Regions from separate parts of the Mus musculus genome. Here region 1 is linked to region 2. Evidence: chromatin loops called from intact Hi-C (ENCODE). Cell type or tissue: heart. All regions are shown on one strand. Each heading gives the region's core, and the rest is flanking DNA. Links, peaks and the distances in the headings are about the cores only.

Region 1 (16,112 bases), core at 4,144-12,143, 54 kb after region 2:
ATGCCCTCTTCTGGTACTGTCTGAAGACAGCTACAGTATACTTTCATATAATAATAAATAAGCAAATCTTTGGGCAGGAGCAATATAGCTTCACCTGATTCCTGCTTATGCTCCCTAACTGTCTGCTATCTGAGAGTAGATAAAATGTTATCAGCCAGCTTCCTGGCCCTGCTGCTTGGCCGTGTCATCCAGTCCTTGACTTGTTGGACTCTATCCCTCAGAACTATACACCAAAATAAATCATTTCTTCTCTAAGTTGCTTTGGTCTTAGTGTTTTACCACAGTCACAAGGCAACAGAATGGAAGCTAGGACAAGACTTTTACAAGAGCCTGTGTATATTCTTCAGGACCAATGGTCCAGAATTCACTAATCAGTGTTCACCAGCACTGTACAGAATATGACTACTGTAAATGACAGAAATTAGCTGTATGTACAGTATAAATGTGAGCCAATGCATACAAAATAGTATATTGAAATCAGGTGAAGTCTGACAAATGAAAGGGTGCTCCACATAGGATTTTTCTATGGAATGGGTCAGACTTACCAATTTTGAGAAAAGAAAAGTCAATATAATCTGTCTACGTCATGGCCAAAGCACTGAACAGAACTCACTCTTCATCAGGATAATCACGCTGTCTACAGTGTAGAAATAGAAACCAACATGTCAGGCTGCTGAGACAGCTCAGCAGGTACAGGGACCTGCTAAGTGGAGTTCAACCTCTGGGACCCACATGATGGAAGGGGAGGACTGAGTCCTACAAATTGTCCTCTGACTTCCACACACACATATCGTGGCATATGAGCACCTGCTCCCCACAAACTAATAATTAATGTTCAAAAAGAAGTGAACATCTTCTTAAATTAAAAAGCACCTGAGGCACACCATGTGAGAAGAAAGTGTTCATTAAGCTAACATTAGGACATAACTCCAGAGTCAAAAATAAATACTAATGGAACATGAAAAGTGCTCCCTAGTCTGGCAGTGGTGGCACGCACCTTTAACTCCAGCACTTGGAAGGCAAAGGCAGACATATCTCTGTGAGTTCAAGGCCAGCCTAGTCTACAGAGTAAATTCCAGAAAAGCTAAAGCTACATGGAGAAACCCTGTATCAGAAAAAAATAAAAATAAAAAAGTACTCTCCAAAATAGCATTTAATGATCTGGATTTTGATTGGGTTCTTTAATTAACTTTTTATGCTGGAATCCAAAGCAATGAGTTTCAGCGTGACATTTGCATATGTGTGTCATTATACATTGCCCTTCCCCATTTTCTCTTCCCTACTTTGTCTGATCCCCTTTCTTCCCCAATAATCCACCCATCTCCTTTCTTTCTCTTTTTTTAATTAGATATTTTCTTTATTTACATTTCAAATGTTATCCCCTTTCCTAGTTTCCCCTCCAAAAATCCCTTATCCCCTCCCCCTCCCCCTGCTCCCCAACCCACCCACTCCCATTCCTGGCTCAAGCATTCCCCTATACTAGGGCATAGAACCTTCACAGGACCAAGGGCCTCTCCTCCCGTTGATGACCTACTAGGCCATCCTCTGCTACATGTGCAGCTAGAGCCATGAGTCCCTCTGTGTTTTCTTTGATTGGTGGTTTAGTCCCAGGGAACTCTGAAGGTACTAGTTAGTTCATATTGTTGTCCTTCCTAGGGGGCTGCAAATCCCTTCAGCTTCTTGGGTACTTTCTCTAGGTCCTTTATTGGGGACCCTATGTTCCATCTAATGGATGACTGTGAGCATCCACTTCTGTATTAGTCAGACACTGGCAGAGCCTCTCAGGAGACAGCTATATCTCATGTACTCTATTACCTTTATGTGGCCCACCTCCCATAAATCTTTCTCCCATCATGATCCCAAGGGGTCTAAGTAGCATACTTACTTGTTTGTTTTAAAAACAAAAAGGAGGACTAGGGGTCCGAGCTCAGTTGGTAGAGTGCTTGCCTACCTATATGAAGCCTGTTCCATCCTTGGTGCTACATATAACTGGTCATGGTGGCTCAGGGTGGCAGATGTAGAAGTGAAAAGCAGAAGGAGACATAGAGGTTAAAGGCCATTCCCTGTGACATAGTGACTTCCAGGCCAGCCTGGACCACATGAGACCCTACCTCATAAAATAAATAGATAGATAGATAGATAGATAGATAGATAGATAGATAGATAGATAGATAGATAGATAGATAAACAAACCGTGAAAAGAAGAGGGGGAGAGGAGAGGAGAAGAAATGGAAAAGAGAAAAGAGAGGAGGGGAAGGGAGGAGTGGGAAGAGGGGGGACCTTCTAGCAAAGCAGTTGTCAAAATGTCTCTGAAGGACAAAAATTGTATGGGGCATCGATTAGGCATCAGTCACTTACACATTTCAGATAAGATTTATAGGAAGCCAGGAAAAGCTTTTACTGGGGTTGTTAATTACCCTTATGGTGCCAGGGGCTCTGCAGAAGCCTGCTTTATTAGGTGAAAACAGCCTACATAACCCACATCTCAAGCTTTATGTCTCCCCATGCTAAGGAATTTTGTGACTTCATCTGCATGCTTTCTCAATTTTTAAGCTCAATAATGATTTGGAGAACTCATGAGAAGAAGTAAGTGTGCTACTGAAAAAATAAGAGTAGCTACTCAAGTTCAAAATCCATAGAATGCTCAGTTTGTCTATGAGAAACCCTAGAGGCACACCCAACTGCATATGAAGCCTTCATGTTTCAGACAAGTCAATAAGCCACTAGAAAAATAACAGGCAAATCAATACATAGCATTCAATTCGGCTGAACTACCATATTGGAAAACAAAAAGACAATACTGTTTCTATTTCACATAAGAGTCAAACCTCAGCACAAATATGAACTAAGTTATAAAAAAATTATTCAAAACTTGCAGAAAAAATGTAAGATAATATAACTTTGGAATAATGATGAGTTTAACAATAAAAATTTAAACCAGGAATTATAAAGAGTTTATAAATTGGATCATATCACGATTTTAACTTTCAAAGAGGACACAATGGCACATACCTGTCATCCAAGAACTTGGGAGGGAGAATCAGGAGGTCAGGGTTATGCTTAGACAACTTTTAAAGAACCAGTTCTCCCCCCCCACCTCCCCCCCACCCCCATGTATGCCCAGGGAGTTAAACCTCTGCTTATCAGGCTTGGCAGCAAGCCCCTTAACCCACTAAGCCATGGCTCCTGCAAGGTCCTTTGCAATTTTTTTTTCCAGAGGCATATTCATAGAATTAAAGTACGGGGTAGCACTCAGAGATGCTTTGATGAGCTTACCAATAACGTGAAAAATACATTGACAGTACTCAGTAAAATAAGACTACACATTTAATATGTACATTTATTGTGTCCTCACTTATATAAGAACTGCAAGTACTAAGAACAGAGAGAAGAATCAACCTTATTTTTCTTATCTCTTTGTGATATGACTCTCCAGTCTAGATATGCCTCTGTACTTTCTGTTTGCCAGCTTTTCAAAAGACATATTAAAATCAAGAAACAAGTTATCTTTAAGGTAAAAGGATCAGGAGTAGAGCCTGGCAATAGAACGTGCAATAAGCTAACACAAAGCTCAGGGCTCACTCTTAGCATCAAAAAACAGGGATGGGTATAAAAAAGATAGACTATACAAATGCTTGTTCTGTTTCTTATGTGTGGTGGCTCATTCCAACACCCTCCGTATGTGAGAAGCTGTGGCTGGAGGATGGCTGTGAGTTCAAGGCCAGGTGCTGCAGAGGGAGACCCTGTCACAAAATTAAAACAAAAAAACAAAACCAGAAAACAAGTAGTCTCGGGGGGGGGGGGGGTTGTTTTGTTTCTGTTTTTCTGTTCCTTTTCATTAAGTATAAATATGAAGTAACTGAAAGATCTAATTCTGCAATCACCAGAGAGCCTAACTCAGAGACAGAAGGACTTAAGGGAAGATTTTTTTTTTTAAGCTGGGTGTAGAGGCAGAAGCAGGTGGATCTCTATGTTGAAGGCCAGTCTGATCTACGTAGTAGGTTCTAGGTCAATCAGATCTAGACCGTGAGACCTTGTTTAAAAGGGGGAGGAGCTACTCATTATTATTAGACCCCACCCCATCTGCTCACTGCTTAGAAAACCATAGTGGAGGTTGGGTTTATTTAAGGGCCAGCACCCTGAGAGATGAGGAGAATTACCCACCTCGCCAAAGAACATCTTTTTTTGGTTTTTAGAGACAGGGTTTCTCTGTATAGCTCTGGCTGTCCTGGAACTCACTTTGTAGACCAGGCTGGCCTGGAACTCAGAAATCCTCCCGCCTCTGCCTCCCGAGTGCTGGGATTAAAGGTGTGCGCCACCACGCCTGGCTTGCCAAAGAACATTTTAAGGAACTGAGCTACAGTGAAGGCCTTTTATGGAGATGGGAGGGGTTGCTAGGGGAGAATGGGCAGGCAAGGGGTTTCATCACACACAGTGCATGTCTTACCATTTCCCTTCCCCTCTGGACAGAGATTACCGTTGACTGTAACCCGTGATTCATTCCTCTATCTTCTTTAGACAAACATATTACTTTTTAACAAATTAGCCTCACATTAGTTCACTTGTTTTGTGTTAGAGGTACAAAATTAAAGACTAAGGAGAAGACTGGACATGATGGTGCATGCTTGCAATGTCAGCATGTGCACAGTAGAGACAAGTGGATTACAAGTTCAAAGCCAGCCTCATCAGCATAGCGTGTATATCTGTATAGAACAAACTCTCAAAAATACAAAGGGGTTTAAGGAAGGGTGTCACACATCTGACACATGTTCCATTTCATAATCTAAATAAAGACTACTTAGTAGCTACCATCTTAATCATTTTGGTACAGCTTTCCTTTAGAATTAAAAGGGGACAGAAGAGGAAGTCTGCCAAGAACAGCTCCCCAAGGAGAAGGCCCTGTTACCTTAGCAACAAACCAACATTCAGGAGATTGGAGACTGATACCTGTGACCATCCCTCCTGAAGCTCTTGAGAGCTTTATACTGTCTCTTGTAGGACTGTTACTGCAGTCTTAGACAAGTGAGAGCCAGGATAGTTCATTACTCTAAGAACATGGATAGTGTATACATCTTATCTTGGTCTAGAGATCATCGAGCATCCTCGACTTGTGAGTCTAAGAACAGTATGATCATTTAGAGATCTGCAGGTCTGTTCATCTGGTTTTCACTGTGGCAAGAGAATGGGTCAGAGAGTGGGGCATTGTAATTAGTATATAAAAGAAACACTGGTAAAAACACTGGAAATTCCTCCACACTAAGGCTGAGAACCCCATGCATTGACTAAGTGCATGTTACACAAATGATCCAAAAGTCCCAGATGGGAGGTAAGTATATAAAATTCCAAGAGTTTTGTATAGTATGTGCCATTGAATCCTTGAACTTTCTCTGGCCCATTTCCAACCTCAAAGATGCCTTATTCCCTTAATAAACTATCTGTTCTTCTGCTATTACCCAGGGACACCAGAACCTGGAAATTATAACCAGTGTCCTCTAGACCCTAATATCTTTAACAGTTATTGAAGTATCTGCATTTTACTTCTTAACAATTAATTAGCTTTTAACATTTATTTGTTTGTTTGTTTGTTTGTTTGTTTTTGAAACAGGGTCTCTGGTAACCCAAACCAGCCTTGAACTCACTACATGGATGGGAGTGGCTTTGAGCTCCTCCTGACCTTCCAAGCCTCCATCTCCCAAGTGCTAGGATTGCAGGCATGAGCCACCATGTCCAGTGTCTGCTATATTGGGGCTCCAGTTCAGGGCTTCACTATGCCAGGGGCAAGCACTCTGCCAACTGAGCTACATCCTCAGCCCTATAACTTCCCGTTCAATATTCCTTTAGAAATGATATCCTGAGATTTTTGTTATTCCAGATAAATTTGAGAATTACTCTATCTCTGTGAAGAATTGAGTTGGAATTTTGATGGGGATTGCATTGAATCTGTAGATTGCTTTAGGTAAGATGGCCATTTTTACTATGACAATCCTGCCCATCCATGAGCATGGGAGATCTTTCCATCTTCCGAGGTCTTCTTCAATTTCTTTCTTCAGAGACTTGAAGTTCTTGTCATACAGATCTTTCACTTGTTTGGTTAGCATCACACCAAGATATTTCATATTATTTGTGACTATTGTAAAAGGTGTCATTTCCCTAATTTCTTTCTCAGCCCATTTATTTTTTAAGTAGAGGAAAGCTACTGATTTGTTTGAGTAAATTTTGTATCCAGCCACTTTGCTGAAGTTGTTTATCAGCTGTAGGAGTTCTCTAGTAGATTTTTTGGGGGTCATTTATGCATACTATCATATCATCTGCAAATAGTGATATTTTGACTTCCTCTTTTCTAATTTGTATCCCTTTTATCTCCTTTTGTTACCTAATTGCTCTGGCTAGGACTTCAAGTACTATATTGAATAGATAGGGGGAGAGTGGGCAGCTTTGTCTTGTCCCTGATTTTAGTGGGATTGCTTCAAGTTTCTCTCCATTTAGTTTGATGTTGGCTATTGGCTTGCTGTATATTGCTTTCATTATATTTAGATATAGACCTTGAATTCCTAGTCTCTCCTATTCTCTTTATACTTTTAGCATGAATGGGGTATTGTATTTTGTCAAAGGCTTTTTCAGCATCTAATGAGATGATCATGTGGGTTTTTTTTTCCTTTGAGTTTGTTTATACAGTGAATTGTGTTGATGGATTTCCATATATTGAACCATCCCTGTATCCCTGGGATGAAGCCTACTTGACCATGGTGAACGATGGTTCTAATGTGTTCTTGGATTCTGTTTGCAAGAATTTTATTGAGTATACACGGTGGAAATTGGTCTGAAGTTCTTTCTCTTTCTTTGTTGAGTCTTTGTGTGGCTTAGGTATTAGTGTAACTGTGGCTTCATAGAATGTATTAGGTAGTGTTCCTTCTGTTTCTATTTTATGAAATACTTTGAGAAGTTTTGGTATTAGATCTTCTTTGAAGGTCTGATAGATTTCTGCACTACAATCATTTATTTGGTCCTGGGGATTTTTTGATTGGGAGACTTTTAATGACTGTTTTTAGTTCCTTAGGGGTTATGGGACTATGTACTCACTGATAAATTGATATTAGCCCAAAAGAAGCTCAGAATACCCACAATACAATCCAAAGACCATAAGAAACCCAAGAAGAAAAAAGATCATACCAAAGTGTAGATGCTACAGTCCTACTCAGTAGAGGGAAGAGAATAATCTCTGGGAAGTAGAGGAAGAGAGGAGGGGGAGGGAAAAGGGGGGGCAATTCAGATTTGGGAGGAGACAGGAGAAAAGTACAGAGGGCCAGGAATTTGAAAGTAGGTGTGTAGCAGTGTGGGAGGGGGAATTGGGGATAGCCACTAGAAAGTCCCAGATGCCAGGGACCCAAGAGGTTCCCAGGACCCAACAGGGGACTTTAGCAGAAATACCCAACAAAGGGGAAATAGAACTTGAAGAGACCATATCTAGTGGATAGGCACAGCACCCAATTGAGGGATTGGACTACCCACCTCAAAAATATTAATCCGGAATTCCTCCTGTCAAAAGGAAATGCAGGGACAAAGAGTGGAGCAGAAACTGAAGGAATGGTCATCCAGAGACTGCCCCACCTAGGGATCCATCCTATCTGCTGACACCAAATCCAGACACTATTGCTGATAGCAAGAAGTGCTTACTGACAGGAACCCAGTATAGCTGTCCCCTAAGAGGCTCCGCCAGAGCTGGGCCAATATAGATGCGGATATACACAGCCAAACATTGGCCTGAGCATGGAGACCCCAATGGGGAAGTTAGAGCAAGGACTGTAGGAGCTGAAGGGGTTTGCAACCCCAAAGGAAGAACAACAATATCAACCAACCAGACCCCTTAAATCTCCCAAGGACTAAACCACCAACCAAAGAGTACACAGGGGGTACCCATGGCTCCAGCTGGATATGTAGCAGAGAACTGCTTTATCTGGCATCACTTGGAGGGGAGCCCCTTTGTCCTGTGGAGACTTGATGGCCCAGAATAGGGAAACACTGGGCTGCTGAGGCAGGAGTGGTTGGGCGGGTGGGGGAGCACCCTCATAGAGGCAGAGGGAGGAAGGAAGGTATAGGGGGCTTGTGGAGGGAAAACTGGGAAGGGGGATACATTTGAGATGTAAATAAATAAAATAACCAATAAAAAGGGGGGGGGGAGAAATGACCAGTGCATAGAGACAGGAATGATGTATTTTAACTAATTCTGTAGTTAGCCACTAAGATGTGGAGCAAGGTGTAGGAAGAAAACAACTAATAAAGTGAGAAGATAGGCAGAAGCAGGAGTAACTCCCAACTCAGGCTGTGACTTCAGCATTTCACTTCTTTATTCTGTTACGTGTAAATAACGTAAGAAATTCAGTCAACTTCCAGTTTATATTTTAGACCAGTCTTGACCTGTGATTTGGAAACAAAGCTTTCAAGCCAGAACTCCAGTGATTGCAGAAGGCAGAGTATCAGCCACTGTAGGTGTTTGTGTAGTTTCAAATCTTGCACCAGTTTACTACATGGTAGAGAGAGCCAGAGCCTGCGTTCTTCCTGCCATTTATTCAGAATGAGTAATGACCATCTGTTGGGCCCTTGGGAGGACCCAGCTTCATCAGTCTGACTGCCTTGGTTTGCATGACAAAGAATTCCCCGGAAATTCAAAACCATTGAGAGCAGCTCTCCAGCTGGTAAAGTAATCTACAAACAACTGTCAGATCGTCCCTCTCCAAAACAATACTGCTTATGAAATACAAGCATCGTGAAGTTGGAAAACTGTCTCTTGAGCTGGGGATGTACTCAGGTGAGAGATGGTGTGTGGAGCATGCACAAAGGACAGGTCCCAGCCACAGTACTCCATAACCCACGTGCTGGTGTACACCTGTTAGCTCAGCACTTCAGAAGTGCCAGCAACGAGGTCAGAACTTCAAGGTCATCACCAGTGAAGTAAGGGGTTTAAAGGACACCAAGGGCTACACAGAAACTCTGTCTAAAAACTGAACAAAGAGAAAAGCACAAACTTCAATCAGACTTAAGATTTTTATCTTGAGACAGGGTCTTATGTGGCCAACTGTTTTAATGTTTTATTTAAAACTTTCCTAACAGGAATCCACTCTAGAGAGAAAGACAGAACACAACAAACATTGCAAACATCTGTCTAATTTGGGAATCTTAAGCCAGTTTACTGCCTGGCAGGGAGAATCTGAAAGAAATAGAGTTCTGTGCTCGCTTTTCCAGAATGTTCTAGTTTGAAATGCGAAGTGTAAAGAGTTAATAATATTCTGCCTTCATAACTCATTATCACCCCATATCCATGAAAGACTGGCTTTTCTTCTGTTTATTACAATGTTTTTTTCAGCTTTAGAACCAAACTCAATTTCCATTCATCTCTTTCCTTCCATCGTAGTGTGTTTGATAAATGTCCCTGAATGTGTTTTTATGAATGACTAGTCCCCTCCTTTCTTATGAGTTATTTTGCTATTATTGTCTTTGGAGACAGTAAACTCAAAATCTTCTGCACTTGGAAAAAATAAGCAATCCATATGGTATTGTGGAGAATTTGTGCAGGAAGAAAGAGGCATCAAGAATAACACATGAGGAGCAGAGAAAGAGAGAGGGGGTGGCGTAAAGGTACTTGCTGTCAAGCTCTGTGGTCAATACCAGGGAAACCACCACAGAAGGACCTTCACACACATGTTGTGGCATACATGTATGTGCACACATACATATACACAATTATTATTATTATTATTGTTCATTCATTCATTTATTCATTCAATTTTAAGACCCACTAGCATATGAAACTGGGTTTAGTAGTCTGCACTACTAAACCCTGTAATCCCTGCACTCAGGAGGCAGAGGCAGATGGATCTCTATGAGTTCGAGACCAGTCTGGTCTAAAATATGAATTCCAGGACAGCCAGGGCTGTTACATGGAGAAACCTCTCAGAAAAACATTTTTTTTTTAAAAAAGAGAGATTAACATATGAAAGAAACCAATGCTAACCAAAGAAAGACTGGAAACCCCTCCCACAAGGTAACTGTCACAAAGCAGAGCATCTGAGAGAAACACCACATGATCTCTTCCAAGAAAGTGTGCTTCCATAAGGTTCAGGAGTCTGGTGGTCCAAAGCTCTCTAGCCCCTCTCCATTCTCAGGAGGGCTTTTCCCTTTCTTAATAAACATCTCTATTTCCATGACTGTCTGTGGCACCCTGGTCCAACTCCTTGTTCTAAGATACAAGAATCTGGAACTCTCACTGTGTACCTTCTAGACGCCATCCGTGACTTGCTTATCACCATAGGAAAGTCTGTGCAAATGGTGTAACTTAGATCCCTGGAAATAAGTGGGCCATGGAAAGGCTCTGCTCAGTCTAGGAAAAGTTGCAGAGACTGCCAAGGCAACGTGTTAACCCCACAGGGCAAGAATAAGACCACTACCACAACTTTTGAGCCAAATTTGAAGCAGGCTTTATTAAATGCTGGCCAGGACGATGGACACTGGCCAGGTCTATACCCTAGATTCCCAGAGAATGGTCTCGAAATACATTAGACAGGGGCTTATAAAAACAAAACTACGAGTCCACTGAGTCCACATCCCCCAACCCCCTTCATCCAATCAGGAACAAGCACACATCCCGATATACTTCCTGGCTACATACTTCCCACCTATGTGTGATAAACACATCCTGTACGGTTGGACACAACCTTGTTTACTAAAGTTAAAACATGCAGCTCATTGTCTTTTTTTTTTTCTCTTCGAGACAGGGTTTCTCTGCGCAGCTCTAGCTGTCTTGGAACTCACTCAGTAGACCAGGCTGGCCTCGAACTCAGAAATCTGACTGCCTCTGCCTCCCAACTGCTGGGATTAAAGGCGTGTGCCACCACCGCCCCTGACTTGCAGCTCATTATCTTACATGAACAATGCCTGGCATTCCAGGAAGTCAACTGTCATTGGGCAAGTGGGGTTTGCAGGTTAGAGGCATTTTTGTTTTATGGATCTCTTAAGCACGGTAATTAAAACTAAAAACAACTTTAGTCCTCTCAAATGGTTTATAAGAGAAGAACATGTGTTCATTGCTAGATACACAGTCTGAGCATTCACCTTGTCTAGCTGAGACCAGCCTGGGTGGCAGTCATGAATCTCACTCACAGTGTATGCTCTGTCACTTATTCCACACATAAATTTGGGCAGTTCATACAAAATCTTTATTTCTTTAGGTTTCTATTGCTGTTTGGTTGGTTGATTTTGAGACCTTCACACCATGCATCCCTGGCCTGGAACTGGCTGGACAGACCAGATTGGCCTTGAACACAGAAAGCCATCTTGTAACATGTAGTTTCTACTAGCCACTTTAAGTTCTGAGAAGACCATACTACTAGCCCCTACCCAGGTTCCCTTGGATCTGAGGATGAAACACACACACACACACACACACACACACACACACACACTCATTTTTAACCTGCCTTATGGCTCAGTGGCTGAGCTCTTCTGAGCTTCTTTCGGCTAGCGTGCCCTTCTCTTTACTCCTTTGCTCAACATCTATGAATCTGCCCTCAACTTAGTTGCCTGGTTACTTTCTCCTTGCTCAACACTTCTAAATCTGCCCTAGCTTAGTTACACTTCTAATTTCCTGCCTACTACCTCACACCCAATTGGGGAAGCAGCCAATGGTTACTCTACCCAAGATCTCACACGGCTGGTAGCTCTATCGTCCTCTAATGCATGGTGAATCCCTTTTCTCCTCCTGTGTCTCCTAGCCTGCCTGCAGGAACCTGGAAGTCCCTTCTCTTCCACCTAACCATTAGCAGCTGGTATCTTTATTGGTCAATCAAAAACCAGCTGGGGACTAGGACCTTCTCCTGAGCAAAGCATCACAACCACCCCTAACCCTCCTGTGCTGATAGAACTTAGTGGGGAAACCCCCACTCAGTTTTTGATTCTGCGTGCACCCAAAGAATCATGAACAGACCGCCCTGATGTAATTGCATGAGGTCGTTTAATGATGGAGCTCCGGACCGACATGCATCCCACACAGGAGATAACGGATGTCGGCCACGAGGGTCAAAAGCTAGGGGTTTTTATGGGGTAAGGGGCTTAGGGGTGTGGAATTCAACATAGCGACACACATTATTCAAACATCAGCAGAAAAATTACATGTACGTGCAGGGTGTCGGAGTTCTGTGAGTTGTTGACTCAGTTTAGATAGCCCTGTTGTGTCCTCACATTCCTCTTTATCTTATGGTCAAGCTGTTCCCAGGAATGTTTTAACTATGGGGCATACCCGGGTTTGTTTTTCTTTATTTTCAGCCCCAGGCAGCCTCTAGGCTCACAAACAACCAGCAATTTCTGAGTACTTTATATGACTTACAGGTCTTGAAATTTCATCTTTCTTTCAGTGCCTGCTGGTTCTGGTTTGGGTACCTGGCTTTACATAGCTCAGACTTCCTTTAAACTTGCTGTGCAACCTGTTTTGGACTTAAACTCTTACTCTTCAGACGAAGCCTCTAAAGTCCTCCAGTTTTAGGTACATATTGTCAAGTCCACCTTGAATTTCTCTTCATCTAAAGATTGAAAATGACTGTGCTCCTGACAATAGAAAGATTGTTATTGGGTAAACAGAAGACTAACGGTGGGATTGATTCTGTTTACCTGAAAAGCAGATCTTTTAAGGCAGTTTCTGTTTAGCAGGAGGTTCCTTAATCTGCTCCAAAGGTCAAATACCTTGGGCAAGGGCATCTAGTTCTCCATTAATTCAAACTGCCTGCATCAGCTCAAAGACCACCCTGCTGACTGTCCTATAAAATATGCTTGGGTTTTTTTTTGATATTTTGTTTTTCTCTGTCCCCCAAGAGACAGCTTTGGCAGTTTGATCCCCAATAGACCTTTCTTTCTACCCATAGAGTGGTCCATTTAGGTGGTTTTACTGCACCCTTGTTTACAAAGATTTTATCAAAAGGATTTTTCCATGTGCGACACAGTAATTATACCTTTTGTTTCAATGACTCAACTATTCTAACACTTGTATACTTTATCACATATAATTTTTTCTCTAACCCATAAACATTGGACACCTGTAGTTTTAATTGCCTTACAATTCGTAGCAAAATATCATAAACATTTTCATTCATACATCCAGCTTTTTACCACCACCCCCCACACTTTAAATAACTTCTCTGAGATAAATGGATGGTTTTAGAATTACCAAAGTGGTCAAAGTGCATGAACGCTTTTATGGCTCTTGATAAACAGTCCCTAGGAAAATCCAGGACACTGTTATATTATTTGTTGCTCCCAGGGGACATCTCTGTCAATGCTGTGCTCTCTGCTCTGTAGGACACTTACTGGGAATAGACACAAGGACAGAAAGGACCTAGTGTTCTGATAGGTTCTGCCTGGGTTTGGGAACAGATGGCCTGCTGGTACAATTGGAAGCATCAGATATCACTACTGAGGATCACGTTGCTCCAAAAGGGGCATGTGTAAGCATGAAAATATGTAAGCATAGCCTCTCCCTTGTGAAGGCTCTAAAAGGGGTCTATAGATTCTCTCTCTGTAGGTAGAGAAAAGTGACAGACAGGGAGGAAGGGAAGAAAGAGTGTCAGAGACATAAGCCAGAACCAGAGCACAAAGGGATTCCAGGCGTCAAGGTTTAGTTTTGTGCCACACCGCTACAGAAATTCGTTGAAAGCTACAAGCAAGGAAATTATGAGAGTTTATTCCTGCCAAAAAGTTGCAAGTGCTTAAAAATAGAGGCTGGAGAGATGGCTTAGGCATTGAGAACACTTGCAGAGGGCCCAGATTCTGTCCCCAGCACTCACCTAGTAGTTCACAATCATTCGTAGCTCCACTTCCAGAGGATGTGACACTCTCTCCTGACTTCCACAGATACCAGGTACACATGCTGTACTGGCTAGTTTTGTGTCAACTTGACACAGCTGGAGTTATCACAAAAAAAGGAGATTCAGTTGAGGAAATGCCTCCATGAGATCCAGCTGTAAGGCATTTTCTCAATTAGTGATCAAGGGGGAAAGGTCCCTTGTGGCTGGGGCCATCTCTGGGCTGGTAGTCTTGGGTTCTATAAGAGAGCAGGCTGAGCAAGCCAGGGGAAGCAAGCCAGTAAAGAACATCCCTCCATGACCTCTACATCAGCTCCTGCTTCCTGACCGGCTTGAGTTCCAGTCCTGACTTCCTTGGTGATAAACAGCAGTATGGAATTGTAAGATGAATAAACCCTTTCCTCCCCTACTTGCTTCTTGGTCATGATGTTTGTGCAAGAATAGAAACCCTGACTAAGACACATGTGGTGCACATACATACACAAATAAAATAGAACACATATAAAATAGAACAAATCTTAAAAGTAAAATAAAGATAAATACTGGGCTGGGCATGGTGATACACACCCTTAATCCCAGCACTCAGAAAGCAGAGGCAGGCAAATCATTGTGAGTTCAAAGACAGGTCAGTCTCCTGGACAGTCAATACTACATAGTGAGAACCTAGCTCACACAACAAATAGAAAGGTGAGGGCTGGAAGAGAGGTTTCAGAAGAAGAAATGTAAAGAATAAGAAAATTCTATATTATACAGGACCCTTAGATGGAAAGTTTTGAATAGGGAATAGTAAGTTCTGACTGAATGGTTAAAATTACTCTAGCTTGTGAGATAGGCTAGAAACCAAAGTGAAGAAACCAGGCAGGATTTGTGTAGGGTTGGGAGAGGGTTGAAGGAAAACTGAAATGACAAGAATATCTCAAGGTTTAGCTCAAGATGTGGAAGAATAACTTTGGAAATAGAAAAGAGAAGGGAGTCTAGAATGAAGCAGGGGGTTATTTTGCAATTGTGGGGCAAATAGTGGGTGAAGGTTAGAAATATTGAATAGATGTTTCACAAACAAAAGAGGGATCAAACAGGGTCTGAGTTGAGAGGTGGGAAGAGAAATCTAGGTACTAATTATTAATCTGTCAATTGTCAGATGTTGTAGTAATTTCTCTCTCTCTCTCTCTCTCTCTCTCTCTCTCTCTCTCTCTCTCTCTCTCTCCCTCTCTCTCCCTCTCTCTCCCTCTCTTTCTCTTTCTCTTTCTCTCTCTCTTGGTTTTTCAAGACAGAATTTCTCTGTGTAGCCCTGGCTGTCCTGGAACTCACTCTGTAGACTAGGCTGGCCTCGAACTCAGAGATCCACCTGCCTCTGCCTCCCGAGTGCTGGGATTAAAGGCCTGCACCATCACTGCCCGGCTTGTAGTAACTTCTCTTGTTCCTATGCCTGACAGGAAGCAGTTTGAGAAAGGGAGGGTTTACTATAGCTTACCATTTAAGAGCACATTCTATCAGTGTGGGGAAGACACGGATGCAGGAGGCAACTGGTCACATTGCATCCACAATCAAGAGACAGAGACTGGTGGGTGCCGGCTCTCTGCTTGCTTTCTCCTTTCTTTTATTTTTACTCAGTTCAGGTCCTAACTCCATGTAGATAGACTCGCACTCAGGGTAGGTCTTTCCTCCTCAATTAAATCCCTGAAAACACCCTCATGACCGTGGCTACAGGTTTATGATTCCAAATCCAGTCAAGTTGACAATGAAAATTATCATTTCCATTTGAGCCAATGAACTTACCAAGAAAGATGCTATAGGATGTAAGTCATAGAAAACAAGAGAAGCAAGGACCCAGGGCCCCGAAGAACTTACCCCACCCACAATAAAGCAGCGATCCCTGGTTCAATGTCAGCCTACTCTTAACCACGCCAGGTTGATTCAGCCCACAAATGGACAGAGGGCAAGCCTTGAGTCCAAGTGGAGTCACCCGTGATTCCCCAAAACAGGGGCCAGAAAGATAGGTTAGGAGGTGATGATACATCTCATACAAGCCTGATGACCCGAGTTTGATCTGTGGATCAAAGGTAGAAGGAGAAAGCTGACTCCCGAAAATTGTCCTCTGACCCCTTACACATGCGTCATGCATGACAGGTCTCCAATGAGCTTGAGACAAGAGACAAAGAAGGGTTATAAAGGTATATGAAGGAGAAAAGAAACCCTTCACCGAGAAATCTGGCTTGGCTTTCCCTCTGACAGGAAACTTTAGACATTACCGCTAAAGCCAAGATTGCC
Region 2 (16,112 bases), core at 4,136-12,135:
CTGCCCCTCTTCAGCTTTCTTGAAAATCCTTGAACTATGCTATGGCCTCTTTAGCCCTTTTGAAGCCATTCTGTAGTGCATGCTCGTGTGTGTGTGTGTGTGTGTGTGTGTGTGTGTGTGTGTGTGTGTGTGTATGTGTGTGTGTGTGTGTTCAAGTTTGTGTGTTAAAGAGAGGGAAGAGGGAGACTTGAGGGTAATTGTACGGCTGGTTTTGTGTGTCAACTTGACACAAGCTGGAGTTATCACAGAGAAAGTAGCCTCCCTTGAGGAAATGCCTCCATGAGATCCAGCTGTAAGGCATTTTCTCAGTAAGTGATCAAGGGTGGGAAGGCCCATTGTGGGTGGTGCCATCTCTGGACTGGTAGTCCTGGGTTCCATAAGAAAGCAAGTTGAGCAGGCCAGGGGAAGCAAGCATCCCTCCATGGCTTCTGCATCAGCTCCTGCTTCCTGACCTGCTTGAGTTCCAGTCCTGACTTCCCTTGGTGATGAACAGCAGTATGGAAGTGTAAGCTGAATAAACCCTTTCCTCCCCAACTTGCTTCTCGGTCATGATGTTGGTGTAGGAATAGAAACCCTGACGTAGACAGTAGTGATCAGCAATTAAGATTGGAATAGAGAAACTTGATAGCTTCAGTGGCTATGTCAGAAAGTGGTACTTCTTAGCAAATAATGCCCAGAGAGCCAATACCTTGTGAATTCATTGTCATGCAATAAATTCTGACACCACTGGAAGAGCCAAATGTGTTCATCTGTGTTTCTGACACAGCACACACATGACAGGCAGAAAGATGTGATACCTTTTCCTGCCATCATAAGGGCCACAGCAAACACTTATAAAAAAACAAAAAACAAAACAAAACAAAACAAAAAGACAAATTAACAGGAGAAAAATATAATGGATTTATTTCATCAAAGTAGCACATGAGATTTCAGAGACAAAGTGACCCATGGGGAAATGATCAGTGTATGCTTACATTTGATAAGGATGAATACATGAATAGAACTGGATTGGATGGAGAAGATGCAACCTTGTGGTCCCAGACTAAGAACGTAAACAAAACAAGACCTGTCTAAATTCTTCAGGCTTCTCTGTCCAGCTTTCCCTTCTCTGAGGTACAGGACAGAATCCTTCCTCGAGGCCTTTTGTCCTATGTCCTACAACATAAGTCAGACAGTACTTTTTTATTTTTATTTTTTTAAATGGCTGTCTCTTATACAAGGAGGTGGGGAAGAATAGAGCAGTGGTCTTCACCCTGTGGGGTCACGACCTCTTTGAGGGTCACATATCAGATATTCTGCATATCAGATATGTACAGAGCTAACATGAGGAACTGTATTAAAAGTCTGCAGTATTAGGAAAGTTGAGGGCCACTGGGCTAGAAAAATACTTTTGATTTTTTTGAGACAAGATACTCTGTGTGCCCCAGGTTTACCTCCAATTAATGATTCTCTTCTGTCTCCCCAGTGCTAAGATTATAGGCATGAGTTACAACACACAGGATAGAGTAATATCTATGGGCTATATGGCTTGGTATGTGTGAGTCTTGTCTTTATGATCTGCTATAGAGAAGAGAAATTCTGGTTTTCATAACTTGTCTAGAGAGAGAAAGGAGGACCCCCTGAATTCAGGGGGAGGCCATGAGGGAGTCTTTACATTGTCATTCAGTTCAAAGGACTGAGCATGCCTAAGTGGCACTGTTTGATCTACTACGTTTTGAAGTTCGGCCATCCTAAACCCAAAAGGCCAAAGGAATAAAAATGTGTAAGATAAAATGCATCAATCACAGGTTAGAAGCTAGAGTGAAGACAAGATTAGTAATGAGCAGAGAAGATCAGGGTACTCTGTTAAAATAGTTAAATGTGAGAACACTAGATGGGATGGTTCCAAAGCCCTGGGTCCCTATGTAGGCAAGACAAAACCTAAGTCAAATACTCTCTCTGCAAATGATTAGCTAAAAGGAAAACAGAACTTAAGCTTAGCCAATCAGAAACTGCCAACTAACCTCTAACTGGAGACCTTCAACTGGAATGATCCAGATAAGGCTTCTACCCACTTTAACCAAATATTTCCTTTGCCTCAGTTCCACGTTTACCTAACATCAACATAAAATAAAACTCCACTTTAGGGAAATAAGAAAGTCATTTATTCGGAGCCAAATGTGATAGGTCATGGCCTGGAAACAGGGAGTCAAGTTACCTTGAATGACATTTTCCACCATGGCAAAGTCCCATGAACTTTTCTCATCACAGAAAAGAAAGGCATAAGTCAGTGTGTTTACAAAATGCACTTTTGGTGGTGGGCTGCAGCAAGGTACTGAGGTGTTTGTTTGTTTGTTTGTTTATTTGTTTGTTTGTTTTTATAAGCTCTGGGTGCTAGCAGTACTAGAGTCTTAGCTTTAATGCTGCTGGAGGCAAGCAGTCCTGAGAATCTTAAGTCAGTGGCCAAGGTTGGTAGGCAATGACTTTAAGGGCAATAAAGACAGATCAAGGTCACTTTGGCTCTGGATTTACAACATTCCACCCAGAGCAGCCTGCGGGTTCTTAACTGCCACTGTGACTTTTTCACTTCTTGGTAAAGCCTCTCCCTGGCACTCCTTCAGTCTTTACTATCCAACTTATCAACCGCATCTTCCTGTAATGAATTCATCACAACTTAAGTATCTCTTAGTTTATCGTGTCACAGTTCTCAAATGAAAGGGCTTAAACGGAGTCCAGAAGAGACTATAGGAGTGTGGGTGTGAGATGGGACAGAAGGATAGAGGAAAATGAGAGGACCTGAGAAGGGACAGGAGCTCCCCACCCTGGGATCTTATTGTCTAAAAGCTGGGAGACTTAAACACAGCTGATGAAACCAAAATTTCCCAAATGACCATGCTAAGAACAACAAAGGACATGAGTGTTTCCCAAAGCCAGGATGATTGGGGATTTGAGTTTTATTGTAGTGACCTTCCCCTCTCAATCCAAAGTCTAGATGATGCAATTCATAAAACCACCATATGTTCTTATTGGCAGGGGCTGGAAAGATTGTTCCATAGTGAGGAGTACTTGCTGCTCTTGTATCCATGAGATCCAACTGTAAGGCATTTTCTCAATTAGTGATCAAGGGGGAAAGGCCCCTTGTGGGTGGGACCATTCCTGAGCTGATAGTCTTGGGTTCTATAAGAGAACAGGCTGAGCAAGCCAGGGGAAGCAAGCCAGTAAAGAACATTCCTCCATGGCCTCTGCATCAGCTCCTGCTTTCTGACCTGCTTGAGTTCCAGTCCTGACTTCCTTTGGTGATGAACAGCAATATGGAAGTGTAAGCCGAATAAACCCTTTCCTCCCCAACTTGCTTCTTAGTCATGATGTTTTGTCCAGGAATAGAAATCCTAAGACAATTGGTACCAGCAGAGTGGGGTATTCCTGTGACAACCTGACCATGTTTTGGGGAGGACTGTGGAAGGACTTTGGAACTTTGGGCTAGAAGATCCATTCGGTGTTAAGAGCTCTGTCAGATGTTGTGTAGGAACTTGGAAGATAATGTTGAGAACAGTGCAGAAGATGGAGGCCTGGCTTGTGAAATTTCAGAGGGAGAATTAAAGACTCTTTTCAGGTCCATTGCTATTTTGGAGTTTGGTTATTCTGTGGTTCTGGTTAGACGGGGCTGAAGAATCAGCTGTGATTAACAAGATACCAGAACTACTAAAGCAAAAACTTTGCATTACTGGGACTATTGAAGCTGGTTAGCTGGAGCTAAGAAATTAGCGGCGATTAAGAAGAGACCAGCGGGGCTGGTGAGATGGCTCAGTGGGTAAGAGCACCCGACTGCTCTTCCGAAGGTCTGGAGTTCAAATCCCAGCAACCACATGGTGGCTCACAACCATCCGTAACGAGATTTGGCACCCTCTTCTGGAGTGTCTGAAGACAGCTACAGTGTACTTACATATAATAAATAAATAAATCTTTAAAAAAAAAAAAAAAAAAGAAGAGACCAGCATCATTGAGGTGACATCTTCTGGGAAGTGTTTTTTGAGAGCACAAAGAGGCTGTGTTCCAGAGATAGCCAAGGTTGTACTCCAGCTGTAGCGGGACTTGGTAATGTGTGAGGGTCACCCAAGTGGTACTGGATTTGAAGGCATGAAGGGGTCACGAAGAGCAGCTGAGGTGAAGAGCAGCTGAGGCTCGGCACTGTGAGAGGCCATGGAAGGTCATTGGTGAAGGTGCAGCCTCAGTTGTAATTGACAGCCCAGACTGAAGGGGTCATGCAGTGTTTTGGAGATGCCAGTACCATGAGATGACCACCAAGAACAGCAGCAGTGGAGTACAGGCATCTGGAGCCTAGAGGACGATGCATGTGCTACAAAGAGCATGGCTGGAGAAGTGACCCAAACCCTTGGAGGAGCCCAGAAGATCATGAGTTAGATCCCAGATATTGGATGATTGGAGATTGATTTTTGCTTTTGATTGTGACTGTGTCCTGATATTTTCTCTCTTGAAAGAAGAAAATATTTTAGTGGATCCCACAGTTAAGAGACTTTTAATTGTAAAAAGACTTTGGATTTTAAAAGATATTGGGCATTTTAAAGGGACTGACTTTTAATATGTAAAGACTGTGGGACTTTTAAAGTTGTTTAGATCTTGGGGATGAATAAGAAATTAAGGGTTGAGGCTTACTAGTGATGTGTTTGTGTGTCAAGTTGACAAGGGGTCAATTGTACTGGCTAGTTTTGTGTCAACTTGACACAGCTGGAGTTATCACAAAAAAAGGAGATTCAGTTGAGGAAATGCCTCCATGAGATCCAACTGTAAGGCATTTTCTTAATTAGTGATCAAGGGGGAAAGGGCCCTTGTGGGTGATGCCATCCTTGGGCTGGTAGTCTTGGGTTCTATAAGAGAGCAGGCTGAGCAAGCCAGTGGAAGCAAGCCAGTAAAGAACATCCCTCCATGGCTTCTGCATCAGCTCTTGCTTTCTGACCTGCTTGAGTTCCAGTCCTGACTTCCCTTGGTGATGAACAGCAGTATGGAAGTGTAAGCCGAATAAACCCTTTCCTCCCCAACTTGCTTCTTGGTCATGATATTTTGTCCAGGAATAGAAATCCTAAGACAGTCACATTAATGATGTTTATAAAGACCCCTACTTGCAACTCTGTGTGTGTGTGTGTCTCTCTGTCTCTGTCTCTCTCTGTCTCTCTGTCTGTCTCTGTCTCTCTCTCTCTCTCTCTCTGTCTCTCTCTCTCTGTCTCTCTCTCTGTCTCTCTCTCTCTGTCTCTGTCTCTCTCTGTCTCTCTCTCTCTGTGTCTCTCTGTCTCTGTCTCTCTGTCTCTCTGTCTCTCTCTCTCTGTGTCTCTCTGTCTCTGTCTCTGTCTCTCTGTCTCTGTCTCTCTGTCTCTGTCTCTGTCTCTCTCTCTCTGTGTCTCTCTGTCTCTGTCTCTCTGTCTCTGTCTCTGTCTCTCTCTCTCTCTCTGTCTCTGTCTCTGTCTCTCTCTCTCTGTCTCTCTTTCTCTCTCTCTCTCTCTGCCCACACTATGTCTTAAGACTGTGTGCCGTTCTCTCCCTGTGGTGTGACTCTCAAAGTACTTCAGAAACTCATGAGTTTCACTTTCCTCTCGCTCATCCTGAAGTTCATTTCTGTGGGATGCGAAGGATCTGACTCAAGCGGAGGCTGCTAAGGGCAGAGGGGTCTCCTCAGGTGGCTGGTGGCATTGCTGTGGTGTGTTTCCCTGCCACGGAGGGCTGAAGGAAGCTGATTTTTCAGCACTGTAGATCAGAAAGTCTCATGCTTTGACAGAAGGTGGGATGCTAGGAAGTCTAAAACACAAATATTGTTACAATGCAGGGAGCCAGAAGAGCCTGCGTTGAAGCAGTAAACATCCCAGTGTGTCCTCAGGAGCCGTGCCTCAGAGCTAAGCTGGCAGAGGCTAAGGGATGAGGAAAGAGTTACCTGAGGGTGGCAGGTCATTGAACAGTTGTCCTTAGATCCAGGTTAAGCCGCAGTTCTGCAAAGGATGGCCCCAGAATGAAAGCAGCAGGAAGTTACATTTTCATTTCCTTATTTTGTTTGTGCATATAATATGTGTGTGTGCATGCGTGCTACAGTCTGTGTGTGAAGGTCAGAGGGCAACTTAATAGGAGTTGGTTCTCTCCTTCTGTCATGTAGGCCTCGGAGCTTGAACTCCGGTTCAATAGCAAGCATCTTTGCTAACTGAGCTATATCACTGATCCCAGAGAGAAGGTTTCTGAATCTCACTCCCACCCACCAACTGCCCCCCCCCCCCAGTCTGTCTTGTTTCTATTATGCCGTGTATATAATAACATCAATATCATCTCTCTTGCTCTCACCATATGAAAAATGTTTAAAAAAAAAAACTGGAAACTGACAATTCTTAGAAGGCATCAAAGATGAGGTCACAGGGCAAACTTCCCCATCAAAATTTGGAGAAAGAAGAGTGCAGCTTCCTGAAGAGCTGTCAAATAGGCAGTTCAACCGTCTTTAACTTCCTATCTCAGAAAAGGAAAAAGGATGAGCAGGGAAAGAAGGTGAGGCAGGGGCGGAGATACGGTTAAGTGAGTTTGTTATTCTGAGAAAGGACCAGGGTTCAGTTCCGAGCATCCACATGGTTCATAACCATCTGTAACTCTGGTTTCAGAGAATCTGATTCACTCTTCTGGCCTCCATGGGCTCCTATGTGATGCACATAAATGTGTGCAAACACGTGAAACTATTTCTTAATGATTTTTTTTAAAAGAATAAAGGTTCTTCCAAAAGTCACCCCCCAGATGGGTAGTGATGGGGCACGCTGTTAATCCCAGCACTTGGGAGGCAGAGGCAGGCAGATTTCTGAGTTCGAGGCCAGCCTGGTCTACAGAGTGAGTTCTAGGACAGCAGGGCTACCCAGAGAAACGCTGTCTCGAAAAACAAAACAAACAAAAAACAAAACAAAACAAAAAAAACCCCAAACAACCCAAAATAAATAAACAAATAAGTGAATTAATTTATTAATTAAAATGGCTATATCTAATGAAATTATCCTGTAAGAGTAAACATCAATAAAGAGGTTGCCAGGCAAATAAAGACAGGGTATTTGTTACTTATGAAATTGCCTTGTAAAAACTAAAGAAGTTCTTCTATTTGCCCCACAACATGATGAAATCACTCATAAGACCACTAGCAAACTGTATCACCTGCTTCCAAGTCAAAATATATGTCTGCTACTCGGATTAATACACAGAACTAAAGCAAGCTGGTGTTGTACAGGGATTTGTAAGCACTGCTTACTGTAACAATGAACACAAGTCATATATGTCTAGTTATAACATGTCTAGGGAAATGTTACATTGGTAGGTGAGGTGTGGAACCAGCAAGCCACAGTAAAGGAAGTTTTTTGTTTTGTGTTTTTGTTTGTTTTGTTTGTTTGTTTGTTTTTCTCTTAGTATACATTGGAATGTGTCTCTTTTCAAACTCCCAAATAAACCTGTCCAATTAGGGTAGGGTAGAGGAGTGTTTGGTTGAAGGGTGAAAGAAAAAAATGTGTCTTTGGATAAAAATTTTAAAAAGAAAACCGAACTAGTGATATTAATTTCATCTAAAGAATATTTCAAAATAAGAAAAAAAAATTACCCAGATTTTTAAAAAGGAGAGAAAGAAAAGAAAATGTGTCCAGCACACAAAAGAATCACTGCCTAAAGGTAAAAGGGTTAATTTTGCAAGGTTTGACACTCCCTGGGGTGTATCTAAACACTGAGTTTCAAAACACACAGAATTGCCAGAGGACATAGCTTAGCTTGCTTCGAGTAGACATTGAACATGCCTATTCAGTAACACACAAATTTAGCCGACAGAAACAGGAAGGATACGGTAGAACTGAATACCATGAGCCAACAGGATCTAATTGACATTTACAGACAACTTCATCTGATAGAACACACTTTTCTCAGGCTCAGACAGAAAGTTTATAAGTTCAGACCACTTCTGGGCCATAAAACACATTGTAGCAAACTTAAAACATCGGGGTGATACAAAATACACTCTTGGAACATGTGCAATTAAACTAGAAATCAGCGAAGGGGAAACAGCTCTAAAGATCTCGCAATGTTCCGGAGCTAAACAATGCAGCTCTGGCTAGGAAGTTGGTCAAAGGTGATGTCTCCAGAGAAATGTTCAAGTATTCGAAACAAACAAAAGTTTAAAAAAAAAATCATTTGTGGCTTCAGATATCCACTCCATCCCCCAAAACTGGGTTTTTCCCCTCCCTTGCCCTGGATATAAGAATGGAAATTTACTCTTGTTTTGAACTTTGCACTCAGGGAATCCAGGCAGATATGCAGCAGTACCTGATAAAGGAAAAGAAATAGTTAGTGTTCCACAGATTATCTAACTGGCACTAATTCCTATCTCCCTCCCCACTCGCCTTACAAAAAGACATAGTATCCAAGAAACATGTCCCATAGGAGGAAGAATGGCCAGAAGGGTGCTCCTGTCTTGATCCATAGGACCTGCAAATAAGTTAAATGACATGGTAAAGAGGAAAATGAAGGTTGTAAATAAACCCTGAGTTATCTCAATGTGTTCGTTTCCAGGATTACAGAGGAAAGCTGTTTTTTTTTTTTTTTTGTTGTTGTTGTTGTTGTTTCTGTCCTTTCTTCCTTTCTTCCTTTCTTCCTGTCTTCCTGTCTTCCTGTCTTCCTTCCTTCCTTCCTTCCTTCCTTCCTTCCTTCCTTCCTTCCTTCCTTCCTTCCTTTCTTTCTTTCTTTCTTTCTTTCTTTCTTTCTTTCTTTCTTTCTTCCTTGGCCCTTTCTAGAGTCAAAAGGTTGTTCCATGCATTTGTTGTTACCAGTGGCCACAGGTTACTGGGTTCCATGAACTGAAAGCTGGGGATAGATGGCAAGGATGGTGAGAGAAATAACCAGCCAAGACAAAGTTCTCTGATAGAGGCACAACTTTAATTCTAAGGTCTGGATTTTTAAAGGGGGGAGACCCATCCCCCACTACACCAGGATCTCATTGCTTTGCCAGGATCTCTTCAGGAAAACAAGCTCAGCTGCTCAGCAGGTAGCGGCTTCTTGCAGGAAGCTGCAGGTGTGGCAGACAATAGACTTTACCTAGGTCAGAAGACTCTACCTTAGGTGGGCTAGCCGACTGTGGCAGACAAGGTCTGATTCAGCCCTCTCAAGGCTGCAGGGAGGAAACACAGGAGTTTAGTGTAATCACACTGGTCCTAAGTAATATTGTAAAGGTAGTATTGTGAGCTGAGTGATGAGAGAAGACATTGTCCACTGAATGTCACTGTCCTTGAAGATGGAAGGGGGTCATAGGTAAGGAATCGAAGCATTGTGGTTTGGATAGGTAGTGTCCCCCAAAGGCTCATGTGTTGAAGTCTGATCCCCAGTGAGTGGATCTAATCATGAAAAGGTGATTGCAACATGAGGTCTCTGACCTAATCAATGTCATTTTTTATCTGGTGGCATCACTGGGATGTGGTAACAATGAGAGATGGAACATGCGGTGAGGGAGTAGTTTACCAGAGGTCTACTTTTGAAACAGACATCTTCTTTGGTTTCACCCATGATGATACCAGGGAACTCTGGGTCCCCTCTTGGGGGTTCTTAGCCTCATTAATAAGATAATTTAAAATTGAATCAAAGGGACGCTTGAGGGCAACTTTAATCAGAGTTTAAACGAAAAATCCCAGGGCAGACAAGCTACAAAATAACTCCCATCAACTGCCTGGAGGAGGAGAATGGGAGAGGGGAAACTATGCTGTTGGAGTTACCAGCATACAGGCAGTCAACGTGGTGTCAGGAAGTCCTACGGTGGAGAAGGGGAACTTAGAAAACAATTACGGAAGCCTGAAGTATCTCAAAATCATAGTTAAGTGCTGGCTAGCATCTGCAAGGAGGCAGAAAGAAGAAAAAGGTGGGTTGCTAGGAACTACACTAGAAGGTGAACTTCTAAGAAAGATAGATACAATATCTTATTCAAGAATAACTATTTGGGGCTGGAGGAATGACTCAGAGGTTAAGAGTACTGACTGCTCTTCCAAAGGTCCTGAGTTCAATTCCCAGCAACCACATGGTGGCTCACAACCATCTGTAACGGGATCCAATGCCCTCTTCCCATGTGTCTAAAGACAGCTACAGTGTACTCGTCATATACATATACATATACATATACATATACATATACATATACATATACATATACATATACATATACATATACATATTAAAATCTAAAAAAAATAACTATTTGTGTCTGTCTCTTTAGTGAGGCTTACAGTGTGCCTGCCCATCTTCCTAGGGGTGGACCCTTGGCTAGGTGACAGACCTGCTCAAATTGAATGTCAGCCCAAGGATTCTAATCTTTGACTGGAAGGAATTTTCCCTTACAGGGATTTTTGGCTTCTCTAACACTGCCATGTGGTTGACCTCTTTTGTCATGTATTCCTGTTACCATAATGCTCTGTATCACCAGGATCCAGAGACAATGGACTAAAACCTCTGACATCATGAATCTTTGCACTTTCTTTCTTTCTTTTCTTTTTTTTTTTTTTTTTTTTTTTTTTCATTTTTAATGATAAAAAGGTCAACACATGCATGGAACAACCTTTAGACTCTGGAAAGGACAAAAGCAAACAAAAAACCAATAACAAACAAAACAAAACAACCAGATTTCCTCTGTAATCCTAAAAATGAACACACTCCCAGAGACACCACCTTGTTCCACACTTGTGTCCAACCTATGACTTCTAGAACTGAAAAAAAAATAATAGATTTCTGATTTTTTTCCACCAACACTTGAATGATCATCTGAAGTAGTAGCAACAGACGATTAGAGCCCCTTTTGCAGACTGTTGTAGGTTTCTTTTCTGTCAGCATATACCACTTCAGAGAGAAACATACAGAAATTGAAAGTCTGACTCTCCTGTAAAAATATGTAAGGACCTGTGCACTCACCTTACAATGAAATTGCATTATCAAAAAGCCAAATTCATCCAGTACCTAAATCTACAATACGAATGAATAGCTAAGGACCATTAGATACTTGGAAATGCTTTAAACATAAAAGAGATCCCAACAGACTGAACAAACCTGGAGAGAAATAGAGAGCAGAAGAGGGGAATCCCTTTGAAACATTTGCTATCTTCAAAGAGGGAAGAGAAGATACTGAATCTATAAAGCGAGACACTGAATTCATAGGGAAGGTCAGGTTGTCAACTCACATAAAGCTCAGAGACCTTCACTATTATCAAAACCTTATTCGTTTTATTAAGTACCCCAAAGATCTAGATGATCTTGACATGGGAAACAGAACATTCTGGAATGGCATCATTGGATCGATGGGTTCTTCCATGCTACTTCAGAATATCCTTACTGGGGCTGGTGAGATGTCTTGGTGGTTAAGAGCACTGGCTGCTCTTTCTCAGGAACTAGGTTCAATCCATGGCACTGGCATGATGGCTCACAACTACCTGTAACTCCAATTTCAGGGTATCTGATGATCTCTCTGGTCTCTGTGGGTACCAGGTACACACATAGTACACAGGTAAAACACCAATACACATTAGGTAGATGATAGATAGACAGACAGACAGACAGACAGATAGATAGACAGACAGATAACCATCTTTCTTTCAAATTTAACACATAAAAAAGATATAACGGGCACATCTTTAATCATAGCACTGGGGAGACAGAGGCAGGCACATCTCTGAGTTCACCCTAGTCTACAAAGGGCATTCCAGACCAACCAGAGCTTCATAATAAGACTCAATCTCAAATAAATTAAATAAACACAAATGCTTCTAAGTTTCATACAAAAGGCAGTAACACAAAGTTTTATTCACACGCACTTTCACTTTTTATACTCTGACTATTTTTAAGCTAATACTGATGTTTTCAAGTAGATCCCGTCTCCAAGAAGGCACATGCTCCAGACCTGCATATTGAAAACAGTCTTCTCAGAACAGGTGTGCCCTGCTTACAGCCCAGCAGAAGTGACAGTTCTTACCTGGAGATACTATCTTGTTTGTATCTACAAGTTTTAAGAATTGAACCCGTTGTGTCTTTCTTAACTTTGGTCTCTTCCATTTCAGGTCAGGTAGAATAAGTTGGAAACCAGCCACTAATTCTTTTCTCCCCAATGGCATAAAGGGAACTCTGTATAAAGGAAGCTGTTAAAAATTAGTACTATGACAGCAGAAGCAAATATTTTAATAGAAAGATTGACACAATACCAAAGAAGTCTCCTATGACGCACAACAAAAGATTAAAGAGGCAGAACAAGGAAAGATACATGTATCCAAAGAGCATTTCAGAAAGAAGCATAAGGAAGCCACGCTGAAAGGAAAATAATTCTTCTACCTAAGAAAAAGAGGTCTCAGGCTTGAAGTCCCACACCCTACACCCCACACCCCTGCCTTACTCCTTAGAAACCAGCACAGTGATGAAGGAAGTGGTTATGGGGGGGAAACTGCACAGGTTCACTATTCTACAGCACTTCTTTAATGTAGACTCACTATATTGCCCAGGGTGTTCTGAAAGAAAACAGAAATCTTCAAGTGTCATAGATTCAGAGAGGATGCTACAGCCCTGCAGAGGAATGAATACAGATATAAAGCTTGCTGATCTGAATAATATCACACCTCAGTAGATACAGACGCCCCTCCCTCATCTCTGTCTCTCTGTCTCAGTCTCTGCTGCCCCCCCCCCCACCTCCCATAGTGTTGCAGCTCAGAAAATTTGACAGCTGAGTTAGATAAAGTCTCAAAACCAAGGTCTGTCTGACCTCCTCTCCCCTCCCCCATCCTCTTTCTCCTCAGGAAGAGCTTTCTGTGCATTTTTCTGTTTGCCTGAAGTCTTGATGGAGGAGCACGGCTGCTTTCACATTTCCTCTCTGAACTCTCACTAATCAAGAAAGGAAAGATTAAGCCCTTATTTACCAAAGTGGAGGAAACTGAAAATCAAATGCCACAGCTCTTGCTGAAGGAGCTTTGACTCAGGTCATTGAATGTTCTCTGGGTTCTTTCTATCATTTACTGTCCCTCTAAAATCCCACAGCCCTGTCCCACCTCCCTGTCTCTTATGGAGAGGACAGTTGGGTTTCATTTGGCTCTGTCTTCAAGTTTACACATCTTATTGCTGTTGCTTGCTTGCTTGCTTGTTTTTGAAAGCCCAACTGAGTTTTGTGTGAGTCCTGCATACATGTGTACATTAATGAATTATGATGCATTTCTCTTAATAACCTGTCTTTTGTTGTAGAGGCATTGATTACACTGTGACAGGCATAAGAGAGTGTCTTATTTACTGTACTATTGCTGTGAAGAGACACAATTACCAAGGCAACTTGTAAAAGAAAGCATTTAACTGGGGGCTCGCTTACAGTTTCAGAAGGTGAGTCCATGACAATCATGGTGGGAGCATGGTGACAGGCAGGCTGGCCAGCATGGTGCTAGCAATGTAGCTGAGAGCTTACATCAAATCCACAAGATAGAAGGAGGGAAGGAGAGAGGGACACAGGGAGGAAGGGAGAAAGGAAGGGAGGGGGAGAGGGAGAGAGACAGAAACAGGCAGAGAGATGTACAGAGAGACATACAAAGAGAGACAGGGAAGCAGAGAGACTGAGCCAGGCATGGGCTTTTGAAACCTCAAAGCCCATCCCAGTGACACACCTCCTAATCCTTCCTAAACAGTCCACCAACTGGGCGCCAAACATTCAAACGTATGAGTCCATAGAGACCATTCTCATCTAAACCAACAGAGAGGCCACCCAGTTTTGGACTCCTGAAGTTATGGAAACTTTTTCTTATCTCTATAAGAAGAGGGCAATGGGCTCCAGAGAAAAGAGGGGTGATAGAAACCCTGCAAATGGTACCAAGAAGACAATCTAAAACAATGGTGAACACATTATCCAAAGCACCCAGAAAATCCAGAGCAGGTGTCTGTAATGTCCCCAACAGTACAAGGAGGACTGCAGAGAGGAGGGGAGGGAGGGAGGGAGGGAGGATACAGAAAGAGATGGTGGGGGAAGTTACCTTATATTTATGGAGTGTTATTCCAAGAAGCAAGCTGTGATTTTCCAAATGAATGTACTGTGTATGAATTATAATAGATAAAATATTTATATGGTTCAAAACATGCATTAAAAAATGTCTCCATTCATGATCCCAACTATTTGAGCACCAAACACATTTACTGGTTTACTGAATGGTGTCTCAATGTTCTTTAATATGAAAATGTTTGTATGTCCTATACTTTATATAGCTTTACTTAGGTGTGTGTGTACACATGTGTGCATGCACACCGTTGGGCATGTTTGGGCATGTGTGTGCATGTATATGTGTGACTGCAAATATGTGTATGTGTATGTTGGAATGTGTGTGTGCATGTGGTTGTGTGCATATGTATGCATATGTATGTGCAAGTGCAAGCGTGGGCATACAGGATGTGGGGTGGGTGTGCAGGTGTGTGTATGTGTGTGCATGTGGGTATGTGAAAATTGTGTTAATTAATGTATGTGTGAGTATACACATTTGTATATGTGGGGTTGTTGGAGGTACATGCATGTCTATATGAGCATATATCTATCTCTCTATGGTCAAGATATTACATATTTTCACACATATTTCTCCCTGATGTGGAATATATTTTCATGTTCTTTACCCTTATTTATTTGTGTGTGTGTGAGGTGTGTGTGTGTGTGTGGGGGGGGGTTACGCATAGTTCTGTAGTATTAAAGAAAACAAAGATTGGCCATAATAATGCCATTTTTTAAGTTCCTCCATTTTGGATAAGTGACAACAGTTCCTGGAAAACACAGTAATTAGCATTCTCAGAACTAAAGCAGCATTTCCTGGATTTTGCCGCCCCTCATCCTTCAGAGCCCTGGTAATAGCTGCCTCAAGGGATGTCTATGCATCTAATATTCATCTACTCACTGCCCTCTGGTCACTCCTAGCAAGAAGGCATCTCAGGCCAAACGAGAGGCCAACTGAGGCAGTGTTTTGGTCCCTATCCCTCATCCTTTCCCCTATAGCTATCCCTGGCCTGTAGGCTGGCAACCAGCTCTCTGGTTTTTGGATCTAAAGACCTCCCTTCTGCAGGTTCTCTCAGATTAAATCTGTTGAAGTAGTAGCTCATCTCCTCACTTTATTTGTCTACATTTTTTTAAAAAATGTAATTTCAAGAGGATAAGAGATAGTTTACTCTGGAGGAGCTCACTGAAGCATAGGGCGGACACCCCGAAGAGCCCGCTGTAAGGGCGTGGAGGGTGGTCCAGACCCAGTTCTTCGAGTCAGTCAACTCCAGCATCTACTCCGTCTACGAGCTGCTAGACGGCAAGGAGGAGCCAGCGCAGCAGAACAAGATCCAGGAGCACGTCACAGCCATTGAAACCCTGAAGCGTGGCCGTAACGAAAGAAGTCTTGGTGATGGTTCGGTATTTATCATTCTTCGGAGACCAGAGGGCATGCTCCAGGCCATGACTTGTGGCAATGAGTGTTTACATGTAGAGCTGTGTGGGCACAAAGTATAGAGTGATGTGCTGCAGTTTGCAATGCCACTGTGAGGGGTAGAAAGAAGGAGGAACCGAGCAGCGCATACCTGGTGGAGAGAGGCTGAACTATGTCGGTGTCTGAGGCCTGAGCTATCGCTGGAGGCCGTGTCTGAGTCCGTGGTCCTGTTGCAGTCTTTGTGGACTGTGTTACTACCAAAATAGATTTTCCTGTTCTTTGCCCTTTTTAATTTGGGTGGACTAAAGGAGTGGGGCGGGCATGTTTGGTTCCGTGGTCCTGATGCGACCGGGGCAGTTGATGTCAGTGGCAGCGTTGTGTTGATGCTGCGGGCCGTGCAAATATCCATAGACTGTGCTGCTGCCTGAAGCCATGTTGATGTCCACTGGCTATGATAAGGGGCTTGGGAGGATGTCTGGGTCCATGATCCTGCTGCAGCCAGGGCCGAATTGATTTCCATGGCCTGTGTTAACACCAAAAGCTACGCCAATGCCCATGATCTGTGCTGCCATTTGAAGCCGTGTTGATGACTAGGGGGTCAGGCTGTCACCAGTGACTGAGTTATTGCCCATGGCCCATACTGCCGCTGGCGACCCGTGTGTCTGTGGCACATGCCACATGTCAGAG

The links. Peaks named below come from ENCODE experiments on the same cell type or tissue, not always from the same donor. Only the 100,000 strongest peaks of a DNase experiment are listed, where the experiment ranks them.
Region 1: a loop joins it to region 2, with 2.4 times the contacts of the local background. A loop is called at or near these places in 3 of 42 quality-filtered maps.

What each region holds. Positions count from the first base shown.
Region 1 is chr6:37,649,619-37,665,730 of GRCm38, forward strand. No RefSeq gene overlaps it. Among named protein-coding and RNA genes, the nearest start is that of Gm38791, 57 kb to the right of the region's middle. In heart, for the core only: no CTCF peak of the experiment used is centred there; a DNase peak (open chromatin) is centred at 8,603; H3K27ac peaks cover 256 bases.
Region 2 is chr6:37,595,271-37,611,382 of GRCm38, forward strand. No RefSeq gene overlaps it. Among named protein-coding and RNA genes, the nearest start is that of Gm33429, 72 kb to the left of the region's middle. In heart, for the core only: no CTCF peak of the experiment used is centred there; no DNase peak of the experiment used is centred there.